3 separate regions of the Mus musculus genome follow, and regions 2 and 3 are each linked to region 1. A link is a loop called in an ENCODE intact Hi-C map of the cell type or tissue named here. Cell type or tissue: gastrocnemius. All regions are shown on one strand.

Region 1 (8,000 bases):
GGGCAGCTACTAACTTCCTTCTACCTAGGGCGCCTCCTCGGACTTTGAAGTGGTCCCTACTGAGGAGCAGAATTCACCCGAAACTGGCAGCCACCCTACGAACATGATGGTGAGCAGACAGGCATCCCCGCCCCCACCTCCAGCACATCCTTTTCTTTCCTCTCTGTCTGTCACCTGCCCTTTCGTGACACGACACTCAGATCCCTTGGGTCCCCTGTAGTTACATGGGGGACACAGAGGGGCTATAGCATGGGGTGCTTCTTACTCTCATATGCAAATCCCCCGCTGGTGACTTCCCCAGCTTGGGGCACACAGGCACCCCACTGTTGTGAAAGCCTGGGCCACTTGCCAGCCCCACTGGCCTCTGGACCAATCACCTTTCTGTCAGTTACAGTGACTCAGCCTCTTGGGTCTGTAGGTGTGGAAAGGGTCGGCCTGGTGCTGATGGGAGGGGTGGGAGTGATTTACCCTTTTGTGCTTGTCCTTGGCTCCTCCCAGGGGCAGATGGCCCGGAGGTTACACTTTGTGTTCACAAGTGGGGTGCACGCGTTTCTCCAGCTTCGGAGGGGCTGCTCAAATCCACATTCCTACCTTGCAGTGTTTAACCTTAGTCCAGCCGTGCAGTCCTTCTGTTCTTTCTTAAAATGCCAGACTTGGAGAGCTGCTGTGAAAGATCTTCAAGATTTGTCAGAGACCTTAAAGTCCTGTCTTTTCCTCATCCCTCCCTCCTATTTAATGTTTGCTTTATTCTGTTCTGTTTTGCTTTGTTTTCGTGTGAGGCAAACCTCTTGCCTCTTCTCCTAAGTCCATACCATGAAGCATGCCCCACTATAGACCATTAAACTGTTGCTATGCCAGCTCTACTTGGCCTCCCCTTCACCTGCAAACACCACCCCATCTCACACCAGCATTTAACCTTCAGTGCTGAGAGGATCGCCCTGTCAGGATGCTCTGTGTTTTGTCTCCTGGGACCATATGCATCTCGTCCTGTTCTGTCCCTGAGGACTGAGACATGACTGAGAGCAGGCGAGGTTCCCTCGCTCAGAAAGGTTTCAGCGCGCAGTCATGGGCTGATAACTTACCTTTTCCATTAAAGTCTGTCTACGCCAGCTCAGGAGTACACCAACTCCTGCTGGAAGCTTGTAGGCTACTTGGAGAAACCTGAGCACTTGATACACCTCCAGAGATCAGCCCTGGCCACTCCTAGTCCTTTGTGGTAGGAAAGGGACGTGCAATTGGAGACTGATTCTGCTTTTTTTTTTAATTAGAATGTGATGCTGATAGGACACAGGCCGAGCATTCAGTTGCCCAGAGCTCACTAGCAGGTCCTAGAGCCCTGGGTTACAGTGAGAAAATCCCAGTTGTAGGCCTGGCTCTGCCACTCTGCCATGTACTGACTGGGCTGCTATGAGCAAGTTCTCTGTCAGGATACATCATTGTCTCAGCCTGAGGGAACCGTAGCTCCCTGTGGCTCTGCTCTCTGATTCCCTGAAGTATTGGGGTTTGGGAGGAATCTGCTGGGTGATTCCTTGCCTGAACTTGGGGGTTGTGGTTGGGGGTAGGAAGTGGGTGGGTGGGTGGGGGGAACTGCTGGGTGAGTCTGTGAACTATTTTAGAGGAGGGGATCCGGAGGTGATGAAGAGTGTGAACATTTGGGGTAGATCAGGATATATAGAAATGAGGTCCACAGAACCCTGGGGTCTTGCAGGGGGCCTTGGGCAGGAGAAGGTTGGGAGGCCTAGTTAACGCCTGTCTATGAGCCAGGATTGAAAGGTCCCACTGAGATCCTTAGGACTGCTGTGGGTATGACCAGGGCTGTGGCTTCAGTAGCAGTGTTCTAGAGGGAATGGAGAGAGCAGTACTGAACTACTCTGCCCAGGCTGTTCTCTCTTCGTTTACTAGGTTGGGGTTCTCTGCAGTATTAGAGCTGTGATTCTTAGAAACATGGTGTTTGGTCCTCTCCCAGGCACAGCCCCCTAAGGAGAGCCTCCCTGAGCTCAGGAAGCAGTGCATTACAGTTAGAGACACCCTCTCTGCCTTCCCTCCTGTCAGTTTTGCTGTGCAATGAAGGACGGAAGTGATATACATACACATACTGCTGAAGGATGCCCAGCCTGGGGGAGGGCGAACTGACTACTCTCGGGCACTCAGTAAGACTCAGCGTAGGAGGAAGATGGCCTTGGTGGTGTTAGGCCAGCCAGTGGCCTGGAAGTCCTAGGTCCTGCCCTGTGAGTCAGCTCCAGATAGGGAACCTGTGTAACTGGAAATTTTCCCTGGGCTGAACAGAGGCCACAGGGGAAACTGAGTCATGAAGAATGGGGAAGCAATAGAAGAATCGGCCGGCATTGCCGCCTTAGGCTTGGTGAAGATCATGCTCTTGCTCCCACAGGACCTGGGGCCCCCACCCCCAGAGGACAGCAACCTGAAGCTCCACCTGCAGCGCCTGGAGACCACCCTTAGCGTGTGTGCAGAGGAGCCAGACCACAGCCAGCTCTTCACCCACCTGGGCCGCATGGCCCTCGAGTTCAACAGGTTGGCCTCCAAAGTGCATAAAAATGAGCAGCGCACCTCCATCCTGCAGGTGAGGCCAGCAAGAATCTCCCTGCGCCTCCTGCCCACTGTAGGGGTTAGCTATGGGGACTTCGGAAGGCTGGATTTTAGGCCTGTTTGGAGCTTTTTGTTCACAGTGGTGACTGCAGTAAGGAATTTATGGGAAGAAAAAGAAGGAAATGAGGAAATGGGAGGCAGGTCTTGCAGATTCACAGTGAGTGTCCTGGGGAGTGAGGCCTGGCGGGCTGAGTGTGGCCTGCTTTGTTCTTGTTTGTTTTCTTTTTTTTTTAAAGACCCGAGTCTCACTTTGTATCCCCAGCTAGCCTGGAATTTACCATGTAGACTAGACTGGCCTTGAATCAGAGTTCTGCCTGCCTCTGCTACCTGGGCACCCCCTGTGGCTTGCTTTGCTGTCACTGCAGCTCTTTGTATGCTCTGTCCCCAGCAGGAAGTGTTTTGAGATAGTCTCACTCATATCCCAGCCCAACCTCAGACTCACAGCATCTTCCTGCCTCAGCCTCCTAAGTGCAGGGATTCTAGACATGAGCCACTTCACCCAGCTTTAATTTGTCATATTTAAAATCTCAGGGGCTGGCGAGATGGCTCAGTGGTTAAGAGCGCCGACTGCTCTTCCAAAGGTCCTGAGTTCAAATCCCAGCAACCACATGGTGGCTCACAACCATCCTTAACGAAATCTGATGCCCTCTTCTGGAGTGTCTGAAGACAGCTACAGTGTACTTACGTATGATAAATAAATAAATCTTTTTAAAAAAAAAAATCTCAGACCCTTAGCCACGCTCTCTCCCTCCCTGCCTCCTTTTTCAAATCCCTCTTAGAAGGCTCCCTGTGCTGGGAGAATGGTTGATCCTCATTACTGTATGGTCCTGAACAAGTCACCAATCTCCTGTCCTGTAAGGATTGGAACTACCAGTGTCCCCCTCCTGGGACACTGCGTCAAAGGAGGCCTTTGTGTAATCTAGAACCCAGTGCTGGGAGATGGGTGACTGTTAGCTTCGTTTGATGATGCTTATCTACTCAGGGCAGGCCATCTTAACTTCGAGGGCTTTGCAGTTAAGTATGATCCGCTTACATTAATTGGTAACCATTTCAAAGATGATGAACATGAGGCTGCCTGAGGCCCTGCTCAGGATTTGAGTACCCCTTCCTTCTGGGTAGAGCTCTCACATTAAGGCTCCCTGCTTCTGGGTAGGCCCTTCTCCTTCTGTGCCAGTCGGTCTGCGGTCTCAGTTGTGCCAGTAGACCTTGATGAAAGGAGGGAATCCACCCCGTGTAACCTTGAGCGGGTGAGTTCTGCTCTGCCCGTATGACCAGGAGTACACAGAGCATCCTCTCACTGGAGACTGGAGAGGCAGTATGTGGTAGAGAGCCTACAGAGCCAGGTCCAGGGAGGGGACCTCTTTGAGAGGCCACTAAGGCTTTGGAGTTCCCACTCTGAGCCCTGAGAGAGAATACCTGACATGGTACCAGGGCTGGGATCACTCTGAGCACCCACCTTTTGGCACTCACGTGCAGATAGATCTTTGTTCCCTGATGTCCCCAGTCTCTTACATCAGTCTCCTGTTTATTCCTTTCTTGGTTCTTAACAGTTCACGACAATTCTGTTTTATTGGGTAGTGGTAGTTTGTTTGCTTAGTTTGTCTTGCTACTAAGTGCTGTCTTCACAGGGAAACCGTACCCACCATTTTGCTCCAGTGCCTGGCACTTCATACATAGTTGGTGAGAGAATGAGTGAGCATGCCAGGAGTGGAGGCTCTACCCATAATGCCTGCTCTAGGGGATTTCAAGTTCAAGGCCACCTTGGACTGTGTAGCTAGACTCCATCTCAAAGACCAACACGAAGCCAGACAGTGGACTCATGCCTGTGGTCCCAGTATTTAGGAGATAGAGGCTGATAGATCTGGAGGCCAGCCTGGTCTATGAAGTGAGTTCCAGGACAGCCAGAGATGCACAGAGGAGCCCTGTCTTGAAAACAAAGTAAAACAATAACAACAGAAAGACAAAGTTGGAGAGATGACTGGCTGCTTTTGCAGAGGGTGGGGGTTTGGTGCCTAATGCCCACACAGCATCCATCTCACAACCTTCTCTAACTACAGTTCCAGGGGATCTGATGCCCTCTTCTGGCCTCTGTGGACACTGCACGCATGGTGCAGGAAAAACATTATACATAAAATAAAAACAAACCAATGTTTCCAGTGGGCTCACAGGTGTGCTCTTAGACTCTCTGATAGAGTAGGTGGTGATCTTTGGCTGCTGCTGAGCTTGTCCAGCATCTGGTTTGTACCCAGGGCGTTTACCTAGAGGTCCCAAGAATAGTCTTAACAAGTGAACTGTCACTGTGGCCTTCCCTTAGGGCAGGAGCAGGACAGTCTGTTCCCTGGTGTCCCTGCCCAGGGCCACAGCCGCTCTCTGTTTCTCAGCCTCTGGGTAGAGGAAGCTGGATCCCATTCCTCCTCATTGCATCTCTGATATGTTTCTTGATTCACCCAACAAACATTGCAGACTCATACCTGTAGTCCCAGCACTTAGGAGGCCGAGGCAAGAGGGTTGCTGGGCATTCAGTGCCGAGGGATATAGGAAGTTTCAGGCCCAACTGGGGTACAGGGTAAGACCTCACCTAAAAAAGAAAAAAAATTAAATATTTTTTTTGAGATCAAATGTGGCACAGGGCCATCCACTGGGCATTGAAAAACAATAACAATTTTTCGACTTTCTCAGCCTTCAACCCAGAGTTCAACAACTCCAATGCAAGGCTGTCCTTCCATCCACCCAAGCTAGTCAGAAAGGAAGCCAGCAGTTTTGGAATCTCCCTGTGTGACATGACACAATTCTCCTCATACTCTATGTAGCAGTGAATGTAGGACATCTACCTTGGTTAGGGAAAGAGATGAGATGTGAGCCTCGGAGGGCTGCCAAGGAGGAAGAGTCTAGGCAGGGATGACTGTTAAGGGAAGAGGAGGGGATTGTCATTGAGAGGACCAGGACCCAGCTCTGAGTCTCCATCAGGCATCCTTACCACTGGTTCCCATGGAAGAAAAGCCTGGGGGATGGACCTAGTGGCTGTAGCTCGAGCCCCCTTGTCAGCATGCCTTGGGATGTACCCCTTCTAATCCTTACCACTGTCTGCTCATCTACCCCACAGACCTTATGTGAGCAGCTGCGCCAGGAGAATGAAGCCCTGAAGGCCAAGCTGGACAAGGGCCTGGAACAGCGGGATCTGGCTGCTGAGAGGCTGCGGTAAGTCCAGGCCACTGGAGACTGGCAGAGGGATAGGGCAGGAGAATAATGTAACACACTGGTTCCTGGGATGAAGCCACATCTGAGAGCTCTGTTCTGACAGCAGATCTCATGGCTCTTCTCCTTGGCTTCTGGTATTTTCTCCCTTGCACCGTGTTTATCTTGAGGGTGGGGGTGTAGACAGCATTGAAAGCTGCCTTCCCCTGGAGACAACTGCTGACATTTGTGTAGGAGCTGGCTCAGGATTCTCCTGCCCCCTGGTGGTCACCATCATTCCCTGCTCGCTCTTCCTGGGATCTTTGGAAGTCCCTCTCTGGACTGAGACCTGTGGGAAGACATTACAGGTTTACCCCAGCCTCTCTGTCCTTGGCAAGACTGAGTTTGGGTGTCTTAGGTGAGCCGTAGGGTCTACTTGTCACCAAGGATCAATGCCTCTTGTCTCTAGGGAAACAGGAGTGTGTGAGTGCTGGATCTCAAAGGGCCTTTGCCATCAGATCATGCAGACTAACTCAAATTACGTGAAGGGAGATGGTCCCTGAGAGAGGCAGGGACTTCCTAAGAGTCTCACTACACTGGCGTGGTGGCGCACGCCTTTAATCCCAGCACTTGGGAGGCGGGGGTAGGCGGATTTCTGAGTTTGAGGCCAGCCTGGTCTACAGAGTGAGTTCCAGGACAGCCAGGGCTACACAGAGAAACTCTGTGGGGCGGGGGGGTGGATACCCAGGCCGAAGGAAAGGAATCTGAGTCCTTGCTGAGTGGCCTGAGAAAAGCCATTTGACTCTGTAATTAAATGGAAGCTGAAGGGCTGTGTCCACACTGCAAACATCCTGAGTACCCAGCACTGCCTACCTCATGAACTTAGGGTTTCACTTTCACTTATTATTTCTGCTTGTTTCGTTTGGAATGGTCTCATTCCATAGCCCAGGGAACTCACTGCGTAGCTCAGGCCGCCTCAGACTCCATAGTCCAGCTTCTGCCTCCCAAATGAACGTTGGAGTCATAGGTGTGCGTGCCCACACTCAACTTTGCTGGTAGCCTTTCCTGCTGTAAACTGTAAAGAAGGTCTCACCCAGAGCAGGGCCTGTACTCAACACTAGAGAACCATGAGAGCAGATCCAGTGGGATTGAGTCCCTGGTGGGTGTGAAGATGGCTCTATCAACCCTAGCTCTGAGCCAGAAGCTTGCTCTTTCCATGTTAAAGAGGGGGGGTGCCAGGTGCCGGTGAGTGAGCATGACCTACTGCACCGCCCAGGCTCTGCCTGCGTCAGCTGAACCAGGACACTTGACTATAACTGGAGGGAGGGGCGGAGCTTTCTTAGAGAACAAGATCATAGAACTGGAAGGTGCCAGGTGTGGAGACAACCTACAGATGGGGGAAATTCTGCTGTTAAGGATTCTCATGCAGCCTGCACACCTTCTGGGTGGCTTACAGATGCCCTTTTGGTCTGGTCGCACCGCAGCAGTGCCTTTGACAGCAGATCCTTGGCTTTGCAAGTGTCTTAACCCAGGGCTGACATTGTGACATCTCCACTTGTCTCTTATCTAGGGAGGAAAACACGGAGCTCAAGAAACTGTTGATGAACAGCAGCTGCAAAGAGGGACTCTGTGGGCAGCCCAGCTCCCCAAAGCCAGAGGGTGCTGGCAAGAAGGGCGTGGCTGGACAGCAGCAGGTGTGTATCCCAAGCTCTCAAACCCAGGATCTGCTCTGCCCCTCGCTGAGGGAGCACATCTCCTCCTACACACATTCCAGTGGCAGAAGGTTCTGCCTGGTAGACTCTGTTTCCTGGTGCAGCACCTGCCTCCGTGGTATGACCAGTCCTTGGCTTTTTGTTCTGTCTTCACCCCACGTGGAGTATCCCGTTCTCTGAGACACGTGCTCAGAGCTATTGGCAGTCAAATTACATGGCTCTGCCGCCCACCCTGGCTGCTTGCTTCTCCCGCTTGCTGACTTGGATTGTCCAGCGGCTGCTCATGGGAGTTGGGTTTCAGTGTTTTGCTCATTCTGGGTACCAATACCTTGATGCATTTTGTCTTGTCAAAGTCTCCTTCCCAAAAGTCAGGTTAGTCTCTAAAGTGTCAGGGCTCCTAAGGGGATTGTATTAAGCTTGTGAGATCGCAACTTAGAGCTCTGCATGGAGAGGAAGACTGGTCTGGGGATGCCTCAGCTCTGGCCCACACCCCCACACCTCCAGGCC
Region 2 (8,000 bases), 110 kb before region 1:
AGTACCCAAGACAGCAATTTTTCCCCCAAGACAGGGTTTCTCTGTATAGCCTTGGACCTCCAACACAAAGATCCACCTGCCTTTGTCTCCTGATTGCTGAGATTAAAGGCATGAACCTCCACTGCCAGGCCAGAGGCAACTCTTTTATTTATATATAATTTGGAGCTTGCTTACAGTTTTAGAGGGTTTTAGAGTTTTAGGGGGTTAGTCCATGACCAGCATAGTGGGTAGTAGCTGAGAGCTCTACATTCTGATTCACAGGCAGCAGGCAGAGGGGGAGGGGAGGGACTGGACCTGGCATGGGCTTTTGAAACTACCCCCAGAGATACACCTTCTCTAACAAGGCCATGCCCCCTAATCCTTCCCAAACAATTCCACTAACTAGGGACCAAGCATTCAAACATATTGAGCCTATGTGGTGGCATTCTCATTCACACTAACACACTTTGCTAGACTGTGGTGGAACCAGAAACCCAGAGTTTTTCTGTTCTTTTTTTACTTCAAAGATTACTACCCCTCGACACCCCCACCCCCTTGTTTTTGAGACAGGGTCTCACACGTACACCATAAGCTCAAACTCACTGAGGTAAGGATGACCTTGAACTCTTGATTCTCTGCCTCCACCTTTCCAGTGGTAGCAACAAGAGCCCAAGCCACCATGTCTGATTTGTGCTGGGGATCAAATCCAAGGGCCTCCCACATGTTAGCCAAGAATACCAACTGACTTACAATACCAACTGAGCTACATTTGGCCCTCAACAGAAGTCTTGGGAACAGTGTTGTAAACTTCAGGTCCAAGCTTTTTGTGTTCTGACACAGGGAAAAGCCAGAGCTTTCAAGGCTGTCAATCAACATTCATTGCCAGCCTCCTACGGGGGTGATAAGGACCCTGACTTCACCCAGCTCCTCTGCCAAGACACTCTCCTGAATTTTTATAGGACTGAACAGCGTGCAGATGTTTCCAGATGTCCTCACTGTTGTCAACTCTCCCACACATCCTCCTGTTATGGGTGATCTTCTGTTTTATATTTTGACTCAGGATCTCCTATAGCCCAGGCTAGCCTTAAACTTTCTTTGCTGGAGGTAGCCTTGAACTCTTGCTCTTTCTGCCTCCACCTCCCAAGTGCTAGGATTACAGGTAGATGCCACCATACCCTGTCTGTTCATGTCAGTGCTGGGGACTGAGCCCAGAGCTTCAGCAAGCTAGCACTCTGCAGACTGAACCGTATCCCCAACCCTGGTGATCTTGGCATTTCTCTCCACTGTCACAACTTTGATCCCACCCATGGATCAGGCATGCACTGCAGCTCTGAAGGGCACTCCTTTTGGAGGACCTTCGCCAGGCTGTCGCTACATACAGTTAAGGAGCAGGAGTCCCGGTGCATCTCTGGAAGGATTGCAATACCAGGAATGCATCCAGAGCCTTGCTATAGCGCCAGTGATGTCACTAAGCAGGGCATGGATGATATCTGGGAGAAGAGACCCAAGGGTGTCTTCAGAAGGTTTGCCAAAGTGATCAAGTGACTTCACCCTGAGTAGGACTGAGGCTGGCACTGCCAAGCCCCTTAACATGGCTCCTGAGGAACTAACACATAAGAACTTGATGATTCCAGAAGAGGAGCAGATAACTGAAGAAGCAGCAAAAGGAAGAACCAGAAAGAAAATCCCTATCTGGGTGGGGTGGCCTGTGCCTTACTACTCTGGGAGGCTGAAGCAAGAGAATCATTGTGAGTACCAAGCCAACCTGAGCTATACAGCAATAACACAATTCTGTCTCAAGAGAAATAACAGAGGAAGGAAATTCACAAAGAAGGGTGCAGCAGATCTGCAGATCCCAACCAGACTCCAAAAGCGTGGGAACCTGATGGTACTCAGAAGGCATGGTGGTACAGTCATCTCAGCATGTGGGTCAGTGGAAGGAGGATAGGAAGTTAAGGTTGGCCTGAGCTACATTGTTGATGCCCTGCCTGAAAACAAACAAACAATCCAAACAAGCAAACAAAAGCTACAGGGCCGGAGAAATGGCTAAGCAGGTAAGGGCATTGGCTGATCTTCCAGAGGACCCAGGTTCCATATTCCCAGGGCCCACAACCCTCTCTAAACTCCAGTTCCAGGGAATCCAATGCCCTCTTCTGGCCTCCATGGGTACTGCATGCACGTAGTGCACAGATATTCATGCAAAACACGCATGTAAGTAAAATAAAAATAAATCTGGAGGTTGGGGGTGGTGGCGCATGCCTTTAACTCCAGCACTCAGGAGGCAGAGGCAGGAGGATCTCTGTGTGTTCCAGACCACTCTGGTATACAAAGCAAGCTCCAGGACAACCATGTCTGTTACATGGAGGAACACTGTCTCACATGAATGAATGAATGAATGAATGAATGAATGAAGTGGGAAAAGTATGGTGACCTAGACCCTGAAGCTTGTGCAAGCAGAGATTTTACTCAGTGAGTTGCCTCCAAAGCCCACCAAGATCAAATGTCAGTGATGGCTCTTCCCTCAAGTTCCTCAGGAATATGCCAGAAGGCATGTCATAGCGGGTGACAGTTCCCCACTGTCCTGAAGAACTTCTAGGGGAGATGGTAGTTTCCTTAGCTGACCTTGAACTTCTGACCCTTCTGCCTCCATTCCCTGGGTGCTAGTATTACAGTGTAAGCTATCATACCTGGCAATATGTATTTTATAAGCAGCATAGCCCAAGAATGTTCATAAAGTCCACAGTAGTGCACTGTAATACTCTGGGCCCATACACTCACTAATGCAGGCCCCTTTATAGAGTGTGCCCTGATTAGATGACATCATCGTCACCATCACCACCACCACCATCATCATCATCATCACCATCATTATTCTGAGATAGGATCTCTCAATGTAGCCCTGACTGACCTGGAACTCACAATGTAGACCAAGCTAGCCTTGAACACACAGAGATCAGACTGGTTCTGCCTCCAACTGCTGAGATTAAAAGCATGTGCCAGCATGCCCAGCTCCAATGTACCATTTGGGTTGTTGGGGAGTTTCGAAGGATGCTTTTTCGTTTTAAGACAGGCTCTCAGCCAGGCAGTGGTGGCACATGCCTTTAATCCCAACACTTGGGAGGCAGAGGCAGGTGGATTTCTGAGTTCAAGGCCAGCCTGGTCTACAGAGTGAGTTCCGGGATAGCCAGGGCTATACAGAGAAACCCTGTCTTGAAAAAAAAAAAACATTAAAAAACAAAACAAAACAACAAAAAACAGGCTCTCAGTGTGTAGTCATGGTTGACCTGAAACTCATGGAGATCTGCCCTTCTCTGGCTCCAGATTAAAAGTACGCACTATCATACCCGGCCCAGTTTTTATTTTTATAGCACTTTTTAAGTATTTAGTTAGTTTTATATGTATGAGTGTTTTCCCTGCATCTGTGCATATCTGTTTCATGATCACGTGTTGTTGGAAGTGGCCAGAAGGAGGAATCATAACCCTTGAGACTGGAGTTACAGACACTGTGAGCCGCTATATGGAAGCTGGAAATTGAACCCGGGACCTCTGGAAGAGCAGCCAGAGCTCTTAACCACTGAGCCATCTCTCCAGCCCCAATTACCATATTTTCATCATACTGTTATAATCTTCATTGTCACCTTCACTGGATTTACAATCTTCTTCTCGCCCCCCTCCCACTCCCCCCTTCCTCCTCCTTCTTTTAAAGATTCTTAACTTTTATTCAGGCCCTGAGAGGGGCCTTGAGGGCGTTCCCAGTCATCATCTTACAGGATTCCTAGGGCCACCTGGAGGTGGGGAGCCTGCAGGAAGGCACCGCATTGCCTGGCCGCCATCCAGCAACTAGCCAGCAGGTGGCAGTAACCGTCCACTTCCCCAGGTAGTGCCCAAAGATTTTCTTCCTATGACCAATTTGAAGAGAGTTGAGAAAATCCCCAATCCTGATGCATTGTTCGGGTCTGAGTCATGCATCTTACCCTCACCCATACAGACCCCGCTGGACGTGCCAGTCCAGAGGAAGGGAGAACGCAGCAAACACGGTTCTGTCTGGCTGCTTGCTTCCTTCCAGGGTTTGTTTCCATCAGCCTGAGAGGCTGCAACACCTGCTTGCTTTAAAAAGTTCCACAGCTGAGGGGGCTTCCTCTTTGTACTTAAATATATATATATATATACACATTATCTCCCTCAAAGCTCCCCCCCCCAATAGCAAATTGTTTTCTCAGGACTGAGGCTGAGAAGCAAAGACAATGAACTCAGCCAAGGAACAGTAAAGTAATTAGCCTCCATTCTTGCTCAGTGCCTCCACTCCTGAATTAAGGCCTCAGCTTTGCAGCCAAAGAAACCAGTTTTTTGTTTTGTTTTTCGAGACAGGGTTTCTCTGTGTAGCCCTGGCTGTTCTAGAACTCACTCTGTATGCCAGGCTGGCCTCAAACTCAGAAATCCACCTGCCTCCTCTGCCTCTGCCTCTGCCTCTGCCTCTGCCTCTGCCTCTGCCTCTGCCTCTGCCTCTGCCTCTGCCTCTGCCTCTCTGCCTCTGCCTCTGCCTCTGCCTCTGCCTCTGCCTCTGCCTCTGCCTCTGCCTCTCTGCCTCTCTGCCTCTCTGCCTCTCTGCCTCTGCCTCTGCCTCTGCCTCTGCCTCTGCCTCTGCCTCTGCCTCTGCCTCTGCCTCTGCCTCTGCCTCTGCCTCTGCCTCTGCCTCTGCCTCTGCCTCTGCCTCTGCCTCTGCCTCTGCCTCTGCCTCTGCCTCTGCCTCTGCCTCCCATGTGCTGGGATTAAGAGGGTGTCTCACTACCATCTGGTTAAGGAATTTTTAATTCTGCCCCAGCCTCTTCAACTGACTTTTGGCAAAAGTGCCTATAATCCAACACTGGGGAGATGGAGGCAGGAGGATCAGGCATCCAAGGTTATTGCCAGCTACATAGAGTTTGAAGCCTCTTCCAGAGGACCTGAGTTTAAATCCTAGCAACCACATGGTGACCCACAACCATCTGTAATGGGATCTGATGCCCGATCTGGTGTGTCTGAAAACAGATACAGTGTACTCAGATACATAAATAAATCTTTTTTTAAAATGCCTTTTAAAAAATCAAATAAGGGGGGTGGGTATGGGGGACCTTTGGGATAGCATTGAAAATGTAAACGAGGAAAATACCTAGTAAAAAAAATCAAATAAAATTTGTCAATTATAATAAAATACAATCAATGCTGCCAAAGTGTGGTGGTGTATACCTATAACCCAGTGTTTGAGAGGTCGATACAAGAAGGTCATAGTTCAGTGACAGCCCAGGCTGAACAGGAAGACCTTGCAAGGCTTGTACACTCCACTCAGTTCCTACAACATCACTCCAGTCGTTACCCCTCCCAGCCTCTCTTCTCCATCAATTGTCTACCCCTCTCTAAATTCTGTATCCCTGGCTGACTTTGAACCAGGATGGCACTGAGCCCCTGGTCCTCCCGCTTGTACTTCCTGAATGCTGGAATTACAGGTGTAGGTGTATACCATCATGCCCAACCTTGATGTTTTGGTTTTTAAAGATTCAACACAGAAGAGCCTATTTGTATGCTGACGAGAACGATCATAGAGACAGTGGGAAATCTGGACAGTCTCTTCAGTTGGTAGAATGCTTGCCTAGTATGCACAAAGACCTAGGTGACATCCCCAGCCCCACATAAACTAAGCATGGTGATGAAGATTCAGACTGGGTTACTCCTGTAATCCCAGGAGTCAGGAGATGGAGGCAGGTCTGGAGTTCAAGGTCTTCCTCAGCTACATTGCAAACTGAAGGCCAGCCTGGGCTACATGAGACCCTGTCAAACAACAAAATATAGCACCTAAATAAATCAGGTGTTGGGCAGGAGTTATAACTAGCTGACTAACACACCCCAGACCCACGGTTCTATCCCCAGAAACACACACACACACGTTGGCAAGGATGTGGAGAGATCTGAAGTCTGAACATTGTGTATTGCTGTGGGAATATCAGATGGTGCAGCCACTGTGGAAATCAGTCCTGTGGTTTCTCAGCAAGCTAAACATGGAGGGATGTTGTTCAAAGGGAAAGTATTACCTACCACACATAAGGGCCTGCCTTCATTGCCCAGTGCTGTGAGGAGATTGGGGGAGGGGGGAGGGAAAGGGAGGAAGAGAGAGAGGGGTAGAAGAAGGAGGGAGAGAAAGACAGAAGGAGGGGGAGGGGGAAAGAGAAAGAGGGAGAGGGAGGGAGAGAGGGCAATTATCATCTAACCATGTCAGTTTCATTTCTACAAAACGAAGTAAGCTACGAGGGAGCCCGGGAGCCCGGGAGTCCACACACTGGCATCCACGTAAGTGTCCCCAGCTGTTGATCATGGCTCAATCACAATAGCCAGAGATTAAGAGGGTTAAACCCCACCAGCAGATGATCCCAAAAGCAAAATTCAGCAGACTCCTGCAACAGAATACTATTCAGCCATAAAAAGGAAGGATTGGCACGTGATACAATGTAGGTGTGGGGAATCCACTGGAGAAGACTGTTCAGGTGTGGGTTTAAGCCAACAGGAAATCCTAGCGGGCTGGTGACCACACTGGGTGAGCCTTCCTCAGGATGAGCTTTTAATCACAAAAACCTTCTGTGTTGACATACTTCAGTTAACAAGAACAGTTAGCCTAAGTGGAACTACGGAGGCCATAAAGCCAGGTTAGTACATTTAGAGGCTTTCCAGAAATGTATGGACTTTGATGGATTAATTTTTCTTTTTGTTCTGGTAGGTGATACTGTCTATGTGCTGAGTTTTACAGCCTGAATGGCACTTCCATCAAGGAGTCAGTGGTGCTAAGGTCTTGGAGCCTAAAGGTCTGGGTGTTAGCATTCTATCTAAGCTCCGCCCCACAGTTACCTAGCAACAGCCAGGTATGCCTGACTCACTATAAAAGGGGCTGCTTACCCTCTACTCCCTCTCTTGCTCCTCTCTTGCTCTTCCCTCCCTGCTCCTGCCCTCCCCTATTCCCTCCCCGCCCCCACGTGCTCATGGCCAGCCTCTACTCCTCTACTTCTCTTCTCTTCTCTCCTCTCCTCTTCTCTCCTCTCCTCTCTCCCCTCTCTCCCCTCTCTCCCCTCCCCCCTCTCCCCTCTCCCCCGTCCCCTCCCCTCCCCTCCCCTCCCCTCTCCTCTCCTCTCCTCCCCCTTTACCTTTCTCTGCCTCTACTACCCTCTTATCTTCCCTCCTCATGCCCTGAATAAACTCTATTCTATACTATACCATCGTGTATCTGGTCCCTCAGAGGGAAGGGGTGCCTCAGCATGGGCCCACTGAGGCACCCCCTTCCCCCACACCTGACTACACCTCCATAGTACATATCCCCATCTATTTTTCTTTTTATAAACACATCACTGGCTCCATTACACTAAAGCATGCCCAATGAGGCCAGACCCCAGAGACTACACACATATCATTCCATTTACATGAAGTGGCAAAAGAAAATCCACAGAGACAAAAATCAAATCTGTGCGTGTGGGATGGGGAGGTGTGGTGGCTCACAGCTGTAATCATAGCACTTGTGAGGGAGAAGAAGGAAAATAAGGAGTTCAAGGTCATTATCAGCTACAGATGGAGTTCATGGCCAGCCTCAAACACATGAGACCTTGTCTCAAAAGACCAGAAATAGGGTAGGAGGAAGTGGAGGGAAAGGAGGTGAAAGCACACTGGTGGTTGCCGGGATTTTGAGGGGAGGGGAAGAAGGGGAGGAAGGTAACTGCTGAAAAGATACTGGCATTCTGCAGTCAAGAAATGGCACAGAGTTAGACACAGCATTCACATAGCTGTGGATGCTCTAAACCCTCATCCCTCCGTTACTCAACACCCCGCAGCAGTTCCCCAAGGACTCCAGCCCTGCACCAGGTGATCCCTCCTCCATCTCTGCCTCTTGCTGGCTCAACACCCTGAACCCCTCTGGTCTCCAAACACTATCTTTGTTCCCACCACTGTTTCCTTGGCTTGGACACTTCCAACACATGTCTGCTCAGTTCTGCTGACTTGCTCTCCTC
Region 3 (8,000 bases), 52 kb before region 1:
AGAGCAGTTCCTGCCCTTATCTACTGGACTATCTTTCCAACATCCTTAATCTTTTTTTAAAGCTTTGTGGGACCTTGAACATAGTGGCACCTTCTATAATCCCAGCACTTAAGAGGCTGAGGCAGGAGGATTGCTGTGCATTTAAGGCCTACCTGGTCTGCTACATTGTGAGACCTTGCCTCCAAAGAGAAGAAGAAGCCAGATGTGGTGGTGCACGCCTGTAATCCCAGCACTTGGGAGGCAGAGGCAGGCCGGTCTCTAAGTTTAAGGCCAACCTGGTCTACATAGTGAGTTCCAGGACAGCCAAGACTACATAGTGAGACCCTGTCTCAAAAAAATAAATACATACATGCATTCGCACATATATTCTATCTAGGATTTTGGTTTATGCGGGAGAATATAATGGTTGCAGGATACTGGGGAAAGGCTAAGTCACACAGAAACTAGCCGAATTTATCCCCAGACACTGGGTCAGAGCAACTTTGGCTCACAAAAGTCCTGGCCACAGTGTTCACTGTTCTTATTAAAGATAATGCTTGCAGTCTCTACCTCTGCTGTGTGCCTGTAACTGCCCCCTGCCCCCCGCCCAGGCCTCAGCTGTCCTGCCTTTCTGTCTGTGACCTGGGGAGCTAAAGTGGCAGAGTCCTGCTGACTCTTTACAGAGAATCCTTGTCTGCCCGACCCCTTTCCTGGCAGGTCGGTAGCCAGTGGAGGGACGGTTTTCCTTCTTCCAACTGTCAGACAAACCAGGGCCTGCGGGCTACCCTCAGTTACTGAGTATGAAGAGTATCACTACCCCTCTGGAAAAACCACATTTTAAAATTAATTATTTTCAGGCCTATCTTCCACTCTGAATTCTAGCCCAGAGATTATAAAAGGTGATATCCCTCCCAGTTCTTCATTGTGACCCTGGGGTCTCTTGGGACTTCTGCCAATCTGAGCCAACCAATCACTCTGAGCTCTGACTCTTGCCTCCCGTCTCTCCCTCCTCTGTCCCCTCCCCGCTCTCAGGTGGCTGCTGAGATCTTGGTGAGTGTTCTGTCCTTCACGGGGAGGTAACAGCTTCTAAGTCAAGTCTTGCTGTGCCTGGGCTGGGCTGAGTGGGACAGGATGGGGCAGTGATTGGGGGCTTCCCCACAGCTTCTCTCTCTCCCCTTCAGGGCCTTTTAAGGACTGTGTTGGTTAAGGGCGGGCAGGTGTGGCAGTGCATGATCATAATCCAGCACTTGACAAGCAGAGGCAGGAGGTTCAGGAGTTCAAGGCCATCCTCGGCTTCATATCGAGTTTGAGGCCAGCCTGAACTACATGAGAGAGACTCTGTCTCAGAAGGGGCAGGCAGGGGCAAATAAATATTTCCTAAGCTTTAGCTGGTCATCTCTACCCTGATTTATGCTGTATCATTACCAGCTATGGTCGTTGCCTTTAAATCGAAATCATTTTAATTTTATTTTTAAGCCCAAAGTGAGCTTTTTAGAGAGAATTTAAGTAAGGTCATAGCTGGCTAGGAGATCCTTTGGAACCCTTAATGTGCTAGAGTAAACCGGGTGTGCCCTTGGGACTGGAGAAAACCGGCTAGGACATTTTTGCTTGTTCACACACATGTCCATACTCCCCAGAGAGATTCTCTGGTGACTGGATAGGATTACCAAGTCCCTCTACCCAGCTCCAGTCCCACCCCGGGGTCCTGAGGACTTCAAAGGGAAATGGGATGACCACTGTACTCAGGCCGAGGGGAGAAGGGGCCAACCTCAATGCCCTTGGGTGATTGATCCCACCGCAACCTGAGCCTTAGCAGAGACAGTAGGTGCTAACTGTGGCTTTCCCGTGGCTTTCCCTAAACCCTTGCCCCAACCGGGCTCTGCAGGAAATAGCAGACACCCCCAGCGGAGACAAAACTTCCTTGGAGACACGCTTCATGACCGTCCTGTGCACCCGTAGCTATCCCCACCTGCGCAGAGGTGAGTCTGTTGAACCCTCTACCCCTTCCAGTGTGGCAGTGGGAGCCCCAAATATGACCCGAGCCTTACAACCTTCTGTGCAGAGCAGACCAGCCAAGTGCCTAATTCCTTCTCTTCACTCCAGTAGTGGAGGGTTGGGGGACTCCAGAGCTCTGGCCTCTCCTCAGCCAGCTCCCTTCCCTTCCTTAGCAAGGCAGATGGCACACCTAGGATAAGGAATCGCTAGCTAGCTTCACCTCATCAGCATGCAGGGTTAAGGATTCTGAGGTGTGCTGCCATGATCCATCAGGACAAAGCAGAGAGGGGTGAGGTGGTGTAGGCCAGCCCATCACAGAGGTGTACAGTGCCAGTCCTGAAGTCCCTTCCCACTGAGACTTTGTAGCCTCACATGTACCTGCTCGGTCCTTTTCAACACGTGGCTGCTTTGTGCTTAACCCTGGATTGCCTCGATTCCAGTCCCCTACCTATCAGCTGTGTGGCTAAGCAGGTGACTGACTTTCTGCCTTGATCCCCTTATCTAAGGATTGGGGTTTTAGTTGTACCTCACATGGTTGCTAGGATACAAAACTCACAATAAACATAAAGTACTCGGTCTGTGCAGGGCATAAGGGGCTACTGGGTGTCACTTTGATTATTATATAGTAAGTTCCATCCAATCCTGTCAGGGAATAAGAGGGAACCCAGAGAGCAAGGCCCCCCTGGTGGTCTGGGCATTTCCTTTTACACATCAGCCTGGGGTAATAGAGCTTGCCAAGGGCTAGAGCTACTGGCCAGACTTAAAGGCACTGGTGTGGCCTACTCGGCTCCAAGTCTTATAGTAGCCCTAAGGCCAGAATCTGCCTGTCACCTGAGCCCTACCCAGTGCCCAGCATGTACTGTGGCTGGTTCACGGGGTAGGTCAGGTGACCCTCCCCAGTGGAGTTCATCTCTCCCTCAATTCTCTTGACCAGTCTTCCAGGAGTTCATCAAGAAGACCAACTATGACATAGAGCATGTCATCAAGAAGGAGATGTCTGGGGATGTCAAGGACGCATTTGTGGCCATCGGTAATTACCGGGCACCCGGGGGAGGGACTGGGGCACTGCTGGGAATGTGGGCAGTTTCCCTAAAGGAATGTGGCTTTAGCATCATCTTCTGCTGCTGATACTGGGAGCTAAATACTACCTCAGATCACCTCCCCCGCCAAGGCATGATTGTGGGGGGACAACCTGAGGACATCTTCAAGGCTATGGAGGCAGGTTGAACATCCCAGGGTTAGGACCAGGACATAGAGAAGGGCAATGCTGCACAGGACTGGAGTATGTTTGTGTACATATATACCACACATGAGACATACTGTATATGCACACATGTGACTCATAGGACACGTATACATAGCATGCAAGATGCGTTCATTCACAGGGTACACCCTGCATGTATACACTAGACATGCCTTAGGCATATTCTCTCATACCACAGCCTGCCACTGAGCTATCTCCTTAGCCCAGAGACCTCGTCTCTGAGCTTCTTGCTTTTTAATTTTTTTGTTACATTGTATTATTTATGTTGTATGTGTACACATAAATACATGTGTACAGGTATGCACACACCATATCATGTGTGTGGAAGTCAGAAAACTTTAGAGAGTTGGTTCTCTCTACTCTGTGGATCTTGGGAATTGAACTTAGGTTCTTAGGTCAATGACCTTAGCCTGCTAAGCTACCTCGTGGCCTGGAGGTCTCGAGTTTGAGAAGGTCTCTTTCCCTTTTGGATCTCATTTCTCCCTGTGTAGATATGGATACATACAAGCATATTGTTGCATCGTGTCGATACCTGATCTTACCAGCAGGTGGCGATAGAAGGCTTTCAGATTCTCTATCAACTGCAAAATGCATCTTGAATCTCAGGAATTCTAAAAAAAACGTGGAGGAACAGTGTTTTAGATTAGATAAATGGAGGGGTTGCTTACAATAGCTCTTCACCACCTACAGTGAGGCATTGTGATTGGAAGCAGAGGAGCTGAGCAGGAACTGTCACTTGAATGCTAAATGCCCTGGGCAGAACACAGAACCTGTGTCAGCTTCTGCATATCGGTAGTGGGACATGAACACTGGCTTTTCTACTCAGTCCTCAAGTGGCACAGAAGTTGTTACATACTCACACACACCACACCCCGCTCAGAATGTCTCTAGAATCTGAATCTCTACAGTAGAATCTGGTTTTTTGTTTGTGTGTGTGTGTGTGTGTGTGTGTGTGAGAGAGAGAGAGAGAGAGAGAGAGAGAGAGAGAGAGAGAGCTATAGGCAGTTGTAAGCAGCCCAAAGCAAGTGCTGGGAATCCAACTTGGGTCCTCTGGAAGAGCAATAAGTGCTCTTACCCACTGAGCTATCTCTCTAGACCCTAAAGTTCAGTCTTTAACCATCTTCTCCTGCGCTCTGAATGCCCTCAAAATTGACAGCCCTGTATCCAGCATCCCTTAGGACTTAAACCCCAGTTAAATATTCTGCTGACCTCAGTCAGCCACAAGCTCCTTTACCGCGGGAGAGATTCAGCTCTCAGACAGAAAGAGAGGTGGACAGAGGGAGGAGAAAAGGAAGGAGCTTTGTGGAGGGGGTCGTAAAGTGGCACTGCCAAGACAGACGGTTAGCAGTGACCCGCAGCCACCCAGTAGGCTGGTAGCAGTAAGTATGTTGGAAGGTTGGTGGCTGTAGTACAGAAAGCCCTGCCCAGGGTCTGAGCACACAGCCTCTGACCAGATGCCCTGCCTCTCTCTCTTCTCCCCTACAGTTCAGAGTGTCAAGAACAAGCCTCTCTTCTTTGCTGATAAACTGTACAAGTCCATGAAGGTACGGCGCCTGACCTGCTTCTCAGCACTGCCTTTCCCAAACCTACAGGCACAGATGTGCACCCTCCCCCAGACGAGACATCCGACTGCTCTTTACCCCACCTTGTTTATCAGCATCCTGCTTCTGGACCAAACGTAGTCTTCTTTCTCAGTCAAGGGTGTTTTAATGCCCACTCCCCCACCCCATCCCCAGGATATCTATCATGATTGATTTCTAGTTGCCAAAACTTAAGAGAATATTGCTGTTGGTACCCAAGATGCTGTGTACAGGTAGAAAGTGACAGAGCTGGAGGGAGAGGAGAGAGGGCCCTAGTGCTCACATATTCCAGATCCTGTGTTAGTATTTTGGGACTTGTATAACAAGTTCCCACAAACTGAATGACATAAACGTAATCTCTCATGGTTCTAAAATCGAGGCATTGGTAAGGTTGGCTCCTTCCCATCCCTCTCCTGCTACCCCTCTCCTGCCTCCCGGAAGCTGCCAGAAACCCCTTGTGTGTCTTCAGTTTGGCTGCATCACTCCAGCCTCTGTCTTTTTTTTTTTTTTTTTAATGTATGCGTATTCTGCTGCATTTGCAACTGCCTGCCTGAAGAGGGCATCAGTTTCCCCTATAGATGGTTCTGAGCCACCATGTGGTTGCCGGGAATTGAACTCAGGACCTCTGGAAGAGCAGACAGTACTCTTAACAGCTGAGCCACCTCACCAGCCCCCCATCCTCTGTCTTTATGTTCACATGTGTGCCTCTGTCCCTTGCACTCCTTAGAGCCACCCGATGGGTTTAGGGCCCTAATCTAACATGACTTCATTTTAACACATTACAATGGTGCAATAATTAACTTTCCATCTCTTTGGTACAATATCTGGGATGGGAAAAAAAAATCAACCTAAAAGAGGAAAGAAAGGATGTGGGCTCATAGTTTCGGAGCCTTCGGTCCACGGCCTCCTGATCTGTTTCTTGAGCCTGTGGTGATGCAGAATGTCGTGGCAGGGCGGGCGTGGCAGAGCATGCTACTTCCTTCCAGACAGCCTGGAGCAGAGAGGGAAGAAGGGACAAGGCACGGAGTACATCCACTGACACCCCACCTCACTTCCTCCAGCTAGGCCTTCACCTTCGCCACTTCCTAGCAATGCCATCAGATTGTATATTCATCAATGCACTGGCCCATCGAAGAAGTCAGAAACCTTAAGATCTGCTTCCCCAAATCTCTAGCTCTGAACACTGCACCGGGGAGGGACCAAGCCTTCAATGCATGAATTAAATTGGGGGGAGGCTACATCATCTAAACCACAAGGCAAAAACTCTGTTCTAAGGTTACATTCTGAGGTGCCAGCTGGATATGAGTTTTAGCAGGGCCTGCTCAGCCCACACAGGTCATCTGTGCTTATGTCTGCCCAGTCCTCCACACGAGGGAGTTTGGTTGGCACTGTCTGTGGAAGACAGTAAGGAGTGGCCGTCTGGTCTGGGAAGGCAGAAGGGACAGGCAGGTGGACATCTGCCATAGCATGACCTAGCTCTGCCCTCCCTTCCTGCTCCATGTATCTCTCCTTGGCTCCACCAGGGTGCTGGCACAGATGAGAAGACCCTCACCAGGGTGATGGTGTCTCGGAGTGAGATAGATCTGCTCAACATCCGGAGGGAATTCATTGAGAAATATGACAAGTCTCTACACCAAGCCATTGAGGTAGGAAAGGGGCTGCTCAGTGGGCTCTGGGATCACCTGCTCATGTTGAATGAAGGGAGACCTACCTCATTGGCTTGGCTATGAAAATATCTCTGTTATTTTATGTATGTGCGTGTTTGCCTACATGAATGTCTGGTGCATGCCGGGTACTCACAGAGTTCCGAAGAAGGTAGCAGATCCCCTGGAACTGGAGTTACAGACAGTTGTGAGTTGCCATGTGGGTGCTGGGAACCGAACCTGGGTCCTCTGCAAGAGCATCCAGTGCTCGTAACTGCTTAGCCACCTCTCGTGAGCCCCTGGTTTTTTTTTTTTTTGTTGTTTTTTTTTTTCATCTCTGAGGTAGGTTTATTTGTTTGTTTGTGTGTTTTGGGTTTCTTGGTTTTTGGTTTCTTGAGACAGGGTTTCTCTGTGTAACTCACTCTGTAAACCAGGCTGGCCTCAAACTGCCTCTGCCTCTTAAGTGCTGGGATTAAAGACATGTGCTACCACCACCCAGCCCCTCACGATTTCTTATTTGGAAACAATTGCCTGGTTTTTACTTTTTAATTTTATTTTATGTGTATGGTTGTTTTGCTTGCTTGCATATATGCATGTCTGGTGCCCATGAAGGCCAAAGGAGGGAGTCAGATTGCCCTAGTACCTTGGTATGATGGTCCTGAGTTCTGTCCATCGAACCCAGATACATCTTCTGCAATAACAGCCATCGTTCTTAACTACCAAGCCATCTCTCCAGCCCCTGGCTTTTACTTTTTGTCATTTTATTGTAGTGTAGTCTACAGTCCCGTGTGAGGTGGTTACCAACACTAACTGTGGTGCCAACCATACTATTTAGTTTACACAGCACAAACCTGGCCTTTTTAAAGACTACAAGTCAATTTTTTTTTATTGGTAGTGAAGTCTGAAATAAATGCTAAGTATTCATTCTACCATGGAGTCATAACACCAGCCATTCTGAAGAAATTTCTTATTTAGCTGGACAGTGATGGTACATCCAGAGACTTGGGAGGCAGAGACAGTCTTTTGAGGCCAGCCTGGTCTACAGAGTGAGTTCCAGAATAGCCAGGCTACACAGAAAAACCTTGTCTCAAAAAGCCAAAACACAACAAAAACAAAAACAAGAAAGGAAAAAAAAAAGACATTTCTAATTTTGAGACAGGGTTACTAAGAGTGACCTAGTCTGGCCTTGAATTTACTGCAAAGCCCAAGCTAGCCTTAAATTCATTGTGTAGCCCAAGCTGACATTGAACTTGCCATCCTGTCTCCACCTCCTTCTTGCTGGAGTTACAGGTGTGTACCTGGTCTGTGCAGTGCTAGGAATCGAACTCAGGGCTTCACACTTGGTAGGCAAGCATCCTACTAACTGAGCCACATCTCTAGCCCCTCTTTTAAAGTTTCTGTTTGCTCATTTTAAGTAGAGCTCTGAATTGAAGCTATAGCATACTACCACTGAGCTAAATTCCCAACTCAGAATTTTCCAAGTAACCAGGTATCAAAAGTAGAGGTCGGTCAAGGTCATTGTGACTAGTTAGTGAGTTG

What was found. Peaks named below come from ENCODE experiments on the same cell type or tissue, not always from the same donor. Only the 100,000 strongest peaks of a DNase experiment are listed, where the experiment ranks them.
Region 2: it touches region 1 in a loop (2.7-fold over the local background); 15 of 42 quality-filtered maps call a loop at or near these places.
Region 3: a loop joins it to region 1, with 8 times the contacts of the local background. A loop is called at or near these places in 41 of 42 quality-filtered maps.

What each region holds. Positions count from the first base shown.
Region 1 is chr11:54,928,570-54,936,569 of GRCm38, reverse strand. It overlaps Tnip1 (TNFAIP3 interacting protein 1), which reads left to right. Exons shown (of 19, transcript NM_001199275.2): 6 at 29-109; 7 at 2,390-2,581; 8 at 5,711-5,805; 9 at 7,352-7,475. Among named protein-coding and RNA genes, the nearest start is that of Gpx3, 30 kb to the right of the region's middle. In gastrocnemius, CTCF peaks have their summits at 4,688 (motif pointing left) and 6,073 (motif pointing left); DNase peaks (open chromatin) are centred at 356, 4,694, 5,797 and 6,033; H3K27ac peaks cover 321 bases.
Region 2 is chr11:55,035,658-55,043,657 of GRCm38, reverse strand. No RefSeq gene overlaps it. Among named protein-coding and RNA genes, the nearest start is that of Anxa6, 6.2 kb to the right of the region's middle. In gastrocnemius, CTCF peaks have their summits at 2,135 (motif pointing left) and 3,819 (motif pointing right); DNase peaks (open chromatin) are centred at 2,129 and 3,816.
Region 3 is chr11:54,980,080-54,988,079 of GRCm38, reverse strand. Anxa6 (annexin A6) reads left to right here. Exons shown (of 26, transcript NM_013472.5): 21 at 1,012-1,029; 22 at 1,865-1,958; 23 at 2,909-3,004; 24 at 4,724-4,782; 25 at 6,342-6,464. Among named protein-coding and RNA genes, the nearest start is that of Tnip1, 21 kb to the right of the region's middle. In gastrocnemius, CTCF peaks have their summits at 3,793 (motif pointing right), 5,381 (motif pointing right) and 6,161; DNase peaks (open chromatin) are centred at 3,783 and 6,238; H3K27ac peaks cover 1,441 bases.